Linked DNA regions of Homo sapiens: region 1 is linked to region 2. A link is a loop called in an ENCODE intact Hi-C map of the cell type or tissue named here. Cell type or tissue: PC-3. All regions are shown on one strand. Links, peaks and the distances in the headings refer to the core of each region. The heading gives the core; the rest is flanking DNA.

The links. Peaks named below come from ENCODE experiments on the same cell type or tissue, not always from the same donor. Only the 100,000 strongest peaks of a DNase experiment are listed, where the experiment ranks them.
Region 1: it touches region 2 in a loop (3-fold over the local background); 1 of 110 quality-filtered maps calls a loop at or near these places.

The regions. Positions count from the first base shown.
Region 1 is chr2:217,063,274-217,068,722 of GRCh38, forward strand. LOC105373873 (a long non-coding RNA gene) reads right to left here and starts at 3,642. Exons shown (of 4, transcript XR_923877.3): 1 at 3,338-3,642; 2 at 1,643-1,741; 3 at 431-664; 4 at 1-328. RefSeq lists an enhancer at 850-2,049. In PC-3, for the core only: no CTCF peak of the experiment used is centred there; a DNase peak (open chromatin) is centred at 2,958; H3K27ac peaks cover 1,542 bases.
Region 2 is chr2:217,368,181-217,373,629 of GRCh38, forward strand. The region is part of intron 8 of DIRC3 (disrupted in renal carcinoma 3); the gene reads right to left. Among named protein-coding and RNA genes, the nearest start is that of DIRC3-AS1, 88 kb to the left of the region's middle. RefSeq lists an enhancer at 1,816-3,015. In PC-3, for the core only: a CTCF peak has its summit at 2,478; a DNase peak (open chromatin) is centred at 2,471; H3K27ac peaks cover 726 bases.

The DNA.
Region 1 (5,449 bases), core at 1,920-4,419, 300 kb before region 2:
GCACACAGCCAGAAAGTGGCAGAGAAAAAATCATATCCTGAGTGACAGCTTTACCGGCCCAGTGCTTTCCATTCTAACAAATAGTAGAAAGAGGGAAAGAGAGAAGAATCCCTTGGTGATAGGAATAAGGTAGAGAGAGGCTGTGAAAGAGAGAAACAGGGCTTTGGGGGATCCTGGGTTCTGATGCTGACCTCTGTGTCATTTCTGTATCCATTGTATGAATGTTTATGGAAAGTCAGCTACGAAGCAAATTGTTCTAGGCAGGGGGGTTTCAGCAGAGCTTGGGAGAGCAGATGGTGGGAGGAGTGCATCCATAGGATAGCCTGGGCTGTGGGAATAAGAGAACAGCAAGTCAGGGTGAGTGCTGCAAAGACAATATAAGAGAGCGACAGGCCTCAGAGAACCTGGGAAAAGGAATGAATGGGGTCACCTTAGGAAGTTCATTAGGAGGGGCCTCTCTGAAGAGGTGACCTTTGAGTCGAGACCTGAGGCACTGGAGTTACAGGAAATGTGATGTTGCACGTGGAGAATTTCTTGGAAATGGAGCAGCAATGTAGTCTGACCCTATTGTTGGGCCCATTAACTTGGGCAATGTCTCACCAAGGTGGAGGATGGTGACAGGTCCTCCTGGGATATGGGCCATGGCAGGACGAGGGGACAATGTCTGTAAAGGATTTAAAAAGAGTCATCAATTCTAACGATGTCAATGATAAAATACTTCTCCATATGCAGGGGGCCATTTCCATGACCCAGCTCATAAGGAGTGGAGAGAGTGCTATCTTCCTCTAGAGGCAGCTCCAGGAAGCAGGAGCTGGTAACCTGGGGGCTGCTCTGAAACCTTCAAAAGGGCAAATCATGTAGGAGTCTCTGGCCACTTTCTTTTCTGTAAGAGAAGATTCACTCAAGGTCAGGGGACCCTAAGGACCCCAGGGAATCACCCAAAAACTCCAGCCAGCCCCTAGAGGAAGACAATCCACAGAGCTGGCCCCATCCCTTCGGCCTGTGGCTAAGGCCCATCTGCCCATGGTTCCTTCTTGAAGTAATTGCTGTAAGAATTTGTCATTCACAAAAGGAAGTCTCTATTGTCTCTTTTCGGATGTCATGTAACCAATGCGTGTTAAAGGTCAGTTGCATCAGTTCTCTTAAATGGCAATTAAGCTATTGTCTGAGCAAACCAGAGGCATCCGGAGTGCAAGCTTCGCTCAAACCTAGGGACCTGGGAAAGGCTGGGAACAGAGGAGCAAGTAGGACACCACAGGGGAGGGCCGTGGCTTCAGGAAACGTGGGGAACACCCTGAACTGTAAAAGCAGATGCGTCAGCAGACAAAGGGGGTCATTTCACTAAAGCCTCAGTGAAGCAGAGAAATTCCAGACTTTGCCCATCACCTACTGGCAGGCTCTCCCTCCCTCTGTCCCCTCCCCACCCTCTCCTCACCCTTGTCTTTCTCTGCTTCATTATCTCACGCTCTCTCTTTCTCTCCCGCAGTTTCTCTGTCTCTCAGTCTCGATTTCTCACATCCTGTTTCTCTTTCTTCTTTACTCTTTCTCCCTCTCCTTCACCTCTCCTGGCTTCACTCCACTCCCCCCACCCACTCTGTTCCCTCTCACATTCTCATTTGGGGATGGGGGGCGGCTGACAAACCGGATTGGGGGGGTCTGACAAACTGGATTTAAATTTCAGCTCCGCAGCGTTCTCAGCTCTTGGTCTTGGAAATGTTCCCTGAGCTTCGGTTTTTCTCATCTGAAAATGAAAAAAATAATACCTAGCTCCAAGTATTGAGCTTGTTGTGAGGAATCAAACAGATAACGTTTCTAAAATTCCAAACACAGTGCCTGGTCCACGGCAGATGCTTGACTGGTGACAGCTTCCTTTCCCAGTGAGGCCCAGGGAAGTAGGCACAGTGCTTGGCACCCTGCAAGCATGCGACACAGCTTCACAAAATACCCACAGGGAGCCAGGAGCACCGCTTGAATTTTATGGATGACAAAATTGTGGTTCAAGGAAGGTAAAAGTACCCTGGTAGGACACGTAATTTTTAAAAAGTCTATAGCTATTGATATTACTATATATTAATTCCCATTCTGTCCCTCCGGTTTCTCCCCTGAACACTAATTTCCAAATCCCCAACACTCTATGGTTTAAATGATAAACGATTCACCCAAATACTGTATAATTTTTTTTTTCCTTTTGGGTCAGGGCCATGCTCTGTCACCCAGGCTAGAGTGCAGTGGTACAATCGCAGCTAACTGCAGCCTCAACCTCCCAGGCTTAAGTGATCCTCCCACTTCACAGCCTCCCAAGTAGTTGGGACTACAGGCATGCACAACCACAACTAGCTAATTTTTAAAATTTTTGGCAAAGACAGATCTCACTACGTTGCCCTGGCTGGTCTCGAACTCATGGACTCAAATGATCCTTTCTCCTCAGCCTCCCAAAGTGCTTGGATTACAGATGTGAGCCACCGCACATGGCCATGTACAATTCTTGAAGAAGCTGAAACTCATCTTTCTTTCTCGGTATAAGAAAACTCAGGATATGTTTGGACATCCCCTCCCATCTGCCCTCCCAGCCTCCTCTTCTCCAGGCTGAACCAGATCCTGCTGCATCTTTCTCAAAGACTCTCTTACATCCTCATTATGGTTTCTGCCCCAGTCCTCCATGCTTCTCTGAAGTTTAGAGTCAAAATGCCCTTTTTTGCTTTAGGGGTGAGACCTTCTCTAGCACCGTGTGTCTACAACACAGAGAGGGCAAACAGAGATAGTGCTTGGTATTTTATTTTTAAAATTTTTAATCTTGATTATATTTTGCAATGTTTATACCATTGCACAACACACGGAAGCATTAGTCACAATTTATATAGCTGATTTCATGGAGCTGAATTCTATGGTGTTTATAGCCGTTGAGTGTCTTCTCCCAGAAATTGGAAAGATGCCCCATTTGCTGTAACACACACGACCTCCACCCCATTCTTTTCCTTTGTAACCCAAACCACAATGTGTAATTGTGTGTTTATTTTGTGTTTAATGTTTATCTCTTCGCCCAGGCTCTAAGGCTCTATGAGGGCAGGGATCACATCTGTTTAGTTCACCCAGATTTCATTATATATCCAGCATTCTACACTCTGTAACTGCTTAGTCTCAACTCTGACCACACATTAAGTCATCAAGGGAGTTAACAGAAAAAAAAAAAAAACAATAAACAAGCAAAATGTTTACTAATGTTCCACAAGCTCTTTTGAATCAACTGGTCCCTGTGGCACCTGGGGATCCGTAGTCATGAAAATCCTGCCAGGGATTCTTGATCCGGGATCTGGTGATCCTCGGCAGGACAACTCACCATTCTGTTCGGTTGCCCGCTTGCCTCCTCCCGCTGGCTCCAGCTTCTGTGCCTACAATGAAGGCTGTGCCCATTCCCTCACGTGCCCGCCGTGGCCTGACACCTTCCTGGGCCCACCCTAACACATTCCTCCGTTGCTTTTAACGACTGTTTACAGCTCGCTACCTCTAGGACGTGGCTTCTGATGAAAACTGTCCAGACGCTCTGCCTCCGGTGTAATTCAGAGCCCAGCTCTCCTCCTTAAAATTCTTTTACGCTATTTTCCACAAGCATGTGCTTCTGTTGGCAGTGCCATAAGTGTGATTGATCTTTACCATAAGTTCCTTGAACTTTGCTGTGACCTGGATGCTAAGGTGGCGGGAGCTGCCTCCATCCCCACAATTTGACTGGTACAACCCGAAAGTAGGATGATAGTCTGTTCTGGTCAAACATTAACGTGGGGCAGGGACAATGGAGAGAGGGTTTGGTCATCTGGCATGCTGCAGACTGCCAGAGGAGCTGGAAAGGCTGAGTATGGGAAAGGGGAGGGATTTCATGGCCTCTTCGGGCTTTGAGTATTTGAAGAAACTGCCTATGGAAGACCAGACCTGTGCCCTGCCTCCCAAGAAACACACAGAGCTTAGACGGTGGAAGCTATCTGGGGCAAATTCAGCTCCCTGTGAGGAAGGTCTTCTAGTTGTTAGGGGTGTCTTGGTAGGTCAGGGAGGGTTTTCCAGCATCAGTCATTTTCATACCAATCTCTCGGTTTTTGCCATATTCCTGTACCACCCGTGCTTTTATTTACCTAATCTTTTTTATTTACCGAATTTTTAACCTAATATTTCCTTTAAAACAACTTTAAATTGACACACTTTGTTTCATTCCTGTTTTTAAAAAGTACCTATGGCAAAAGATATGAATAGACACTTCTCAAAAGAAGACATGCAAGCCGCCAACAAACATATGGAAAAATGTTCATCATCACTAATTATCAGAAAAATGCAAACCAAAATCACAGTGAGATATCATCTCACACCAGTTAGAATGGCCATTATTAAAAAGTCAAAACCAACAGATGTTGGTGAGGCTGCAGAGAAAAGAGAACACTTATATATTCTTGAGAATTTAAATTAGTTCAGCCACTGTGGAAAGAAGTTTGGAGATTTCTCAAAGAACTTAAACAGAACTACCATTTGACCCAGCAATCCCGTGACTGGGTATGTACCTAAAAGAAAACAAATTGTTCAACCAAAAAGACATATGCACTCACATGTTCATCATAGCACTATTCACAATAGCACGGTTCATGGAATCAACGTAGGTGCCCACCAACAATAGATTGGATAAAGAAAATGTGGTACATATATACCATGGAATACTATGCAGCCATGAAAAAGAAGGAAATCACGTCCTGTACAGCAACATGGATGCAGAGGGAGGCCATTATCCAAAGCAAATTAACACAGGAACAGAAAACCACATACCACATGTTCTCACTTATAAGTGGGAACTAAACATCAGGTACTCGTGGACATAAAGATGGCAACAATAGGCCAGGCACGGTGCTGATGCCTGTAATCCCAGCACTTGGGGAGGCTGAGGCGGGTGGATCATATGAGGTCAGGAGTTTGACACCAGCCTAGCCAACATGGTGAAAGCCCATCTCTACTAAAAATATAAAAATTAGCTGGGTGTGGTGGCACACACCTGAAATCCCAGCTACTCAGGAGGCTGAGGTGGGAGAATTTCTTGAACCTGGGAGGCAGAGATTGCAGTAAGCCAAGAAGGTGCCACTGCATTCCAGCCTGGGCAACAGAGTGAGACTCTGTCTCCAAAAAAAAAAAAAAAAAAAAAAAAAGATAGCAACAATAGACACTGGTAACATACCCAGGTAACAACATACCCAATATATGCATGATATACCCACACAACATACCCAGGTAACAAACCTGCATTTGTACTGCCTGGTGGGTGTGGTTTGTGAACCGGTATGTGTGGTCTGTGGTATGTATGGATGTGTGTAGTTTGTGAACTGGTGTGTGTGGCATATGGTGTGTATGTGGGTAACTGGCATAACTGGGGTATGGTAGGTATGGGTATGTGTGGTATGTGAACTGGTAAGTGATATGTATG
Region 2 (5,449 bases), core at 1,200-3,699:
TGACTCTATCAGCACCAGGACCAGCTCACAAGTAGGAATGTGGACATATGAGGGTCCGGACACTCAATTTCTATCCACATCCCCACAAACAAAGCTCCTCGGTGGAGTGGTCCACCATCCGGAGGAAGAACCTAGGTGAGAGTCCTGCACAGGCCTAGAAAGCCAGATTGGAACCATCTGGACAGGGGATGCCAATGGCCCATGAACCTGGCAGGGCATGAGTTCCAGATGCACACACCACCAGACTGAGCACATTCCTAACCCCATGGAAAGGGACATCCTGAGGACAGCCAGAGAGAAGCCCTCTGAGGTACTTGGCCCAAGTTGCCTGGATCTGGGCTTGTGCTAATCATGTTTAGGTAAAGTTGATTTAAACTCCCCACAAAGTCCAAAGCTCCTGTGTAACATCTGTCATTGTCTTGGGGCTTGCGTCCTAACAGTCTTCTCCCCTGGTTCACCTCTGGCTGCGTCCTACTTGCTTCACTCCACACCAACCCAAACTTGAAATGTCACTGCTTCACAATTTCTTAGAAAAAAAAATTCTCATACCTAGCATTTTATTTTTAGTTCACTCTACTGAAGACTTGGATGTTGAAAAGCTCCTTTTATCTCTGCATCCTTCTCTCTCCAAGGAATGAAGAAAATCCCATTTCTATTGTCATAGAAAGAGTCTAGAGACCATCTTTTAGGGTCTGAATTTTTTGTTGGGATCTTACTCTCCAAATAGAATGGTTTATCAAGGCTTAAGAAAGATTTTGGGAAGCAAAATGTTCTCCTTATTCACATATGTCCGATTGTGCACAAACACATACATCACTTCCACTCTCTTCTTGGTGGAAGAGAAACTAATACAAGGAGTCAGCGGATGCATACTAATGGTGGAACAATAGGCTAAAGTTCCCTGGGCTACATATTCGTTTGTCCTAAGTCCTGGTTGTTGAGTCTTCTTCATTTTGAGATCTGGGCTGGAGGAGAAATCCCTCCCTGGAACACACTGCCCTTGCAAAAGAAGGAAATGAGCTGTGTAACCTGATGATGTTTTTGAAAGTTTCTGCTCAGATGTAGCCCACGTAACTTTTGCTCACTTTCCATTGGCAAATGCAAGTCATATAGCAAAAGCCGATCTATGGGATGTGTGTGTATAATTCTCTTAAATACATGGAGGTTAACTGAGTGGGGACAGTAATGGTACAATACCCATCGAATAGTAACCTCCTTATCATCCTTCAAGAAGCAGCTAAAAATGTCATCTCTTCAGTATCATTCCATGGAAACATCTATCTCCCTGTTCTGTTCTACAGCATTACAACATTGAGACTTTCAGGACAATGTGCTGATTCCCCTACTACTTAGTGAGCCCTTTGAGGGCAGTGATAGTCTCTTATTTTATTCTATCTTCCCGTTACTTAGAACAGTCCCTGGAGCCTAGTACATTGTGCTATTATTGCTTACTTAGGGGAAAAAAAGGTGGTGCAATAATGCATGGAATCAGTCTTGAAATCCAAGGAATATTAAGAGAAAGTTATAAAGGAGGAGATGGAGAAAGACCAAAAACTGACTTTTGCACTTTTAAGTTGAGCTGTGTGTGTGTATATATATAATAGATATACAAGAAATATAGATGAGGCAGCTGCATTTATAAGCCTAAAGTTTTGGAGACATTTTCAGGGTGGATATATAAATTTGGCATACATTGGCAGTCATCAGCACATAGACGGTGTTATCACCTAAGAAAAGAATGGAGAAAGAGATGTTTATGATGTGTTTCCCATTTCCCACTTCCCACTTCCTGACTTGCCCAGAGACTGTAAGTCAGAACCTCTCCTTGGACAGACTCTTTTTTTTTTTTTCTTTGAGAGGGAGTCTTGCTCTGTCACCTAGGCTGGAGTGCAGTGGCGCAATCTCGGCTCACCGCAACCTCCGCCTCCTGGGTTCAAGCAATTCTCCTGCCTCAGCCTCCTGAGTAGCTGGGACCACAGGCGTGGGCCACCATACCCAGCTAATTTTGTGTATTTTTAGTAGAGATGGGGTTTCACCGTGTTAGACAGGATGGTCTCGATCTCCTGACCTCGTGATCCACCCGCCTTGGCCTCCCAAAGTGCTGGACAGGCTCTTAAAGTGTCTTCTAAAAGATCAACCTTGGTTGACCGTAGGTTTTTCATTAGAATGGAGACATATACTCAGCCTCAAAACTCTAATTTGACCCTCTGTTCCTTTGGGCTTACTTCTGCATGGAGCTGGGTTATATTATTATAGGGACCTTCAAAGTGCATTACCCGTCACCCCCGGACGCCTGTTGCATGAGCCATCCAAACCACATGTCTGTCACTCTCTTCCCTCCTCTTCCCCCATTTGTCATGTTGGTAGGATGACAGCTTTGTATTGAGTGAGTAATGAGGGCCAGGCATGATGACAAATGCCTTGCATGTGCTATCTCATTCCATCCTCACCACAACCTGGTGAGGGAGGCATTGACTCAATTTACGGATGTATTCAAAGCTCAGAGAGGTTAGGTAATGTGCCTCAAGTCAGCACGAGTAAGAAGCAGGTCTTTTGAATGGAAGTATCTCTCAGTGCAGATTCCATGCTCTCCATAAGCCACCAAGCTGCCTCAAACACAAACAAATCATTGAGAGCTGAGTCTTCTGGAAAGAGATATTTACACTTTGCAGGTAAAGAAACATACGCACATACACACGATACGTCTATATCTGTGTGTAGATATAAGTATACTTGGATTTTTTAAAAAAACAATATGTTACATAATTTCCTGCATTCTTAAATAGATAATGAATAATATTTAATAATTCCTCCATACTTTTATTTCATGTCTGCTCTGTGCCTCGCATTGTGTCAAGAGCAGTGTTTTGAACTTATTTTGAATTAACTGTTGTCCTCCAAAACTCTTAAGGGTTTGCGGTTTAACTGAAGAGAGGTAAGCTACATGCTGCTCTATGATCACCCTGACCCCCAATGTGATGGTATTTGGAGACAGGGCCTTTGAGAGGTAATTAGGTCATGAGAGTGGAGTGCTCCTGATGGGATTAGTGTCCTTCTAAGAGACAGGAGAGAGCTTGCTTCTTTTCTGTCTGCTCTCAGCTATGCCAGGACATAGCCAGGAAGAGGGCCTTCACCAGAACCCGAACAGCCTGGTACCTTGATCCCAGACTTCCATCTTACAGAACTGTGAGAAATACATGTCTGTTGCTTAAGCCAACCAGTCAATGGTCTCCTGTTACAGCAGCCTGATTAGTTCAGACACATACACATGTATGTATAAAAGAAGAACAGATCATATTAAGAGGAATAAGATACTTCTTTTTAAATGTTAAAGGCCTTCTAATTTGCAAGTCTTTTTCCTGTGTATAATTTCATTTGATCTTTGAAATAATTACCGCTATTTAGCAGACAAAAAAAATTGAGGCTGGGAAAATTTCAGTATTTGTTGAAGATTACACGACTAGTAGATGCCAAAGCTGGGAAATAAAACCCAGGTTCAAATCCAAGATTCCCTCTGGTAAAGTGAGGCTGACTCTTTACGGGAACAAGCTTCTCTCCTGTTCTCCAGGACCTCTGAGGAAGGAAATCTCACTCCCTTCTTCCGGCACCCAGGAACCTCGCTCCTTTATAGGAATGAAGTTCTGGTGTTCATTTTTGCTAAACTGCACTCGTGGGTTTGGCTGAGTGATGCCTGAGGCTGGGGGTGGCGGGCAAGAGAATGTGTGTGCCGTGTAGCTCCTGCCAGCCCTGCAGAGCTGGCATTTTCTACAAGAATGCTTGCTTCTCAGAAACACTGTTGATAATGAGGTTGCTCATTTTTAAAATGCTGTAACTGATATTCTGGGAAAACAAACCTGGTTCCAGAAGTGCAGCTGTGGTGTTTGGATTTAAGCTTGGAGGTAGTTGTTTAAGATGAGCTTTTAGCTGGCCTGACGACCTGTCAATGGACTGCGACGGGGCGGCACAATCAGGCCATTGTACTAACAGAGAAATCTCAGGGCTCTTCAGAGCCTAAGAGGATTGTGAGAATTCCTGAACCTGGCACCTACTAAAGTGGACTTTTCACCTCTTGGGACCCTGGTAAAGATGAAGAGAGAGAGAGTTTCAAATCAAAAGAAATGTGCCACGGATTACAAGAAATCCCCTCTAGCCTCAGTCAGACTTGGAGGACATGCAAATGCATTTGAATGGAGGAAGACTATTTGGGGCCCCTGGGAAACAGGGTGGCACAGAGCAGTTTCCTGGCCTCGAAGAGGATGCAGTTTTCCAAGATGTGGGGTTTGCTTGTGCATCTCCATGCGCAGGGCAGGGGGCTCAGCACAGTAATAACCAGAGTCACACACCATAGGCAGATCCCTGGCTCTGCTTGGAGGGACAAAGATTCAGAGCTGGGCGGATCATCAATAGACCATCTACACCAAGCCCCTGACTCCTGAACTACATTCTTTCCATCATACCCGTCACTCCATGTCTATTTTCTCAGTATTGAATGAGAAAGGAAATGAATGTTTACTGCATCTAATTATGTGCCAGGTGCCTCATTAAGTTTATAATGGAAATCACACAGTATGATAATAGCCAATATTTAAGAAGAATCTAGTAGGTGCAGGCATGAGTCTAATTGTTGGATACACATTAACTTATATTTAATTCTCACAATAGCCCCAAGTGGTAGGCTGTGGTGAGTATCTGAGACAGAGGCACAGAGAAATGTTCTTAGCCAGCAAGCAAAAGAGCTGAGATTCCCCGCCGATGGCTGTCTGACTCCAGAGACCTGCTCTTTGCCTCATGTCAAGGGTACAGCCTGAATCAGATAAGGTTCTCTGTCCCCAGTCTGGACACATGGCCCCTTTTGAAATTGTTCCAGAACAAGTTTCTTCCTCTTTTCCTACCTGACAATTCCTCCAAGAGGCAGAGCCAAAGGAACCTTCCACTCCAGGATTCATCTGAAAGTCCTCAAAGACAGCATCTCTTAGCATTACATTGCTAAAGGTTTTAAAAACCTGCCAGTCCTTAAAAGTTTACCAACCCTACTGAACCAATAGGTATCTAGTGGTGACAACACTGGCTATATTTTTAAAAATTGGCATACATTGCACTCAACACTTCTGTTTGTTCTGTGTTCTGCTTTTAATTGGTGCTTCATATTCTACATAATCTAATTTAGTAAGTCTTTTCTTTGTGAACTGTGTATGTCAACTGATAGAAAGTAGATCCATTCTCAAGGAGATAATCATAGGCCGGAGCTAAAGAAGAAACATCTTTACAAAACACAAACATGAACATGGTAACCTTTGGTTTGCAAATTACCTGGAGATTTTTTAACCCTTTGGGATCTTGTTTCTCACTCACTATCTCATCAGTCTGGCTTCTTCCCACAGCCTTGCCCTGGAGGCTCCAGGCACAGAATTACAGTGGCACAAGCCCTTCTAGGGTGATTGTGCCTTGC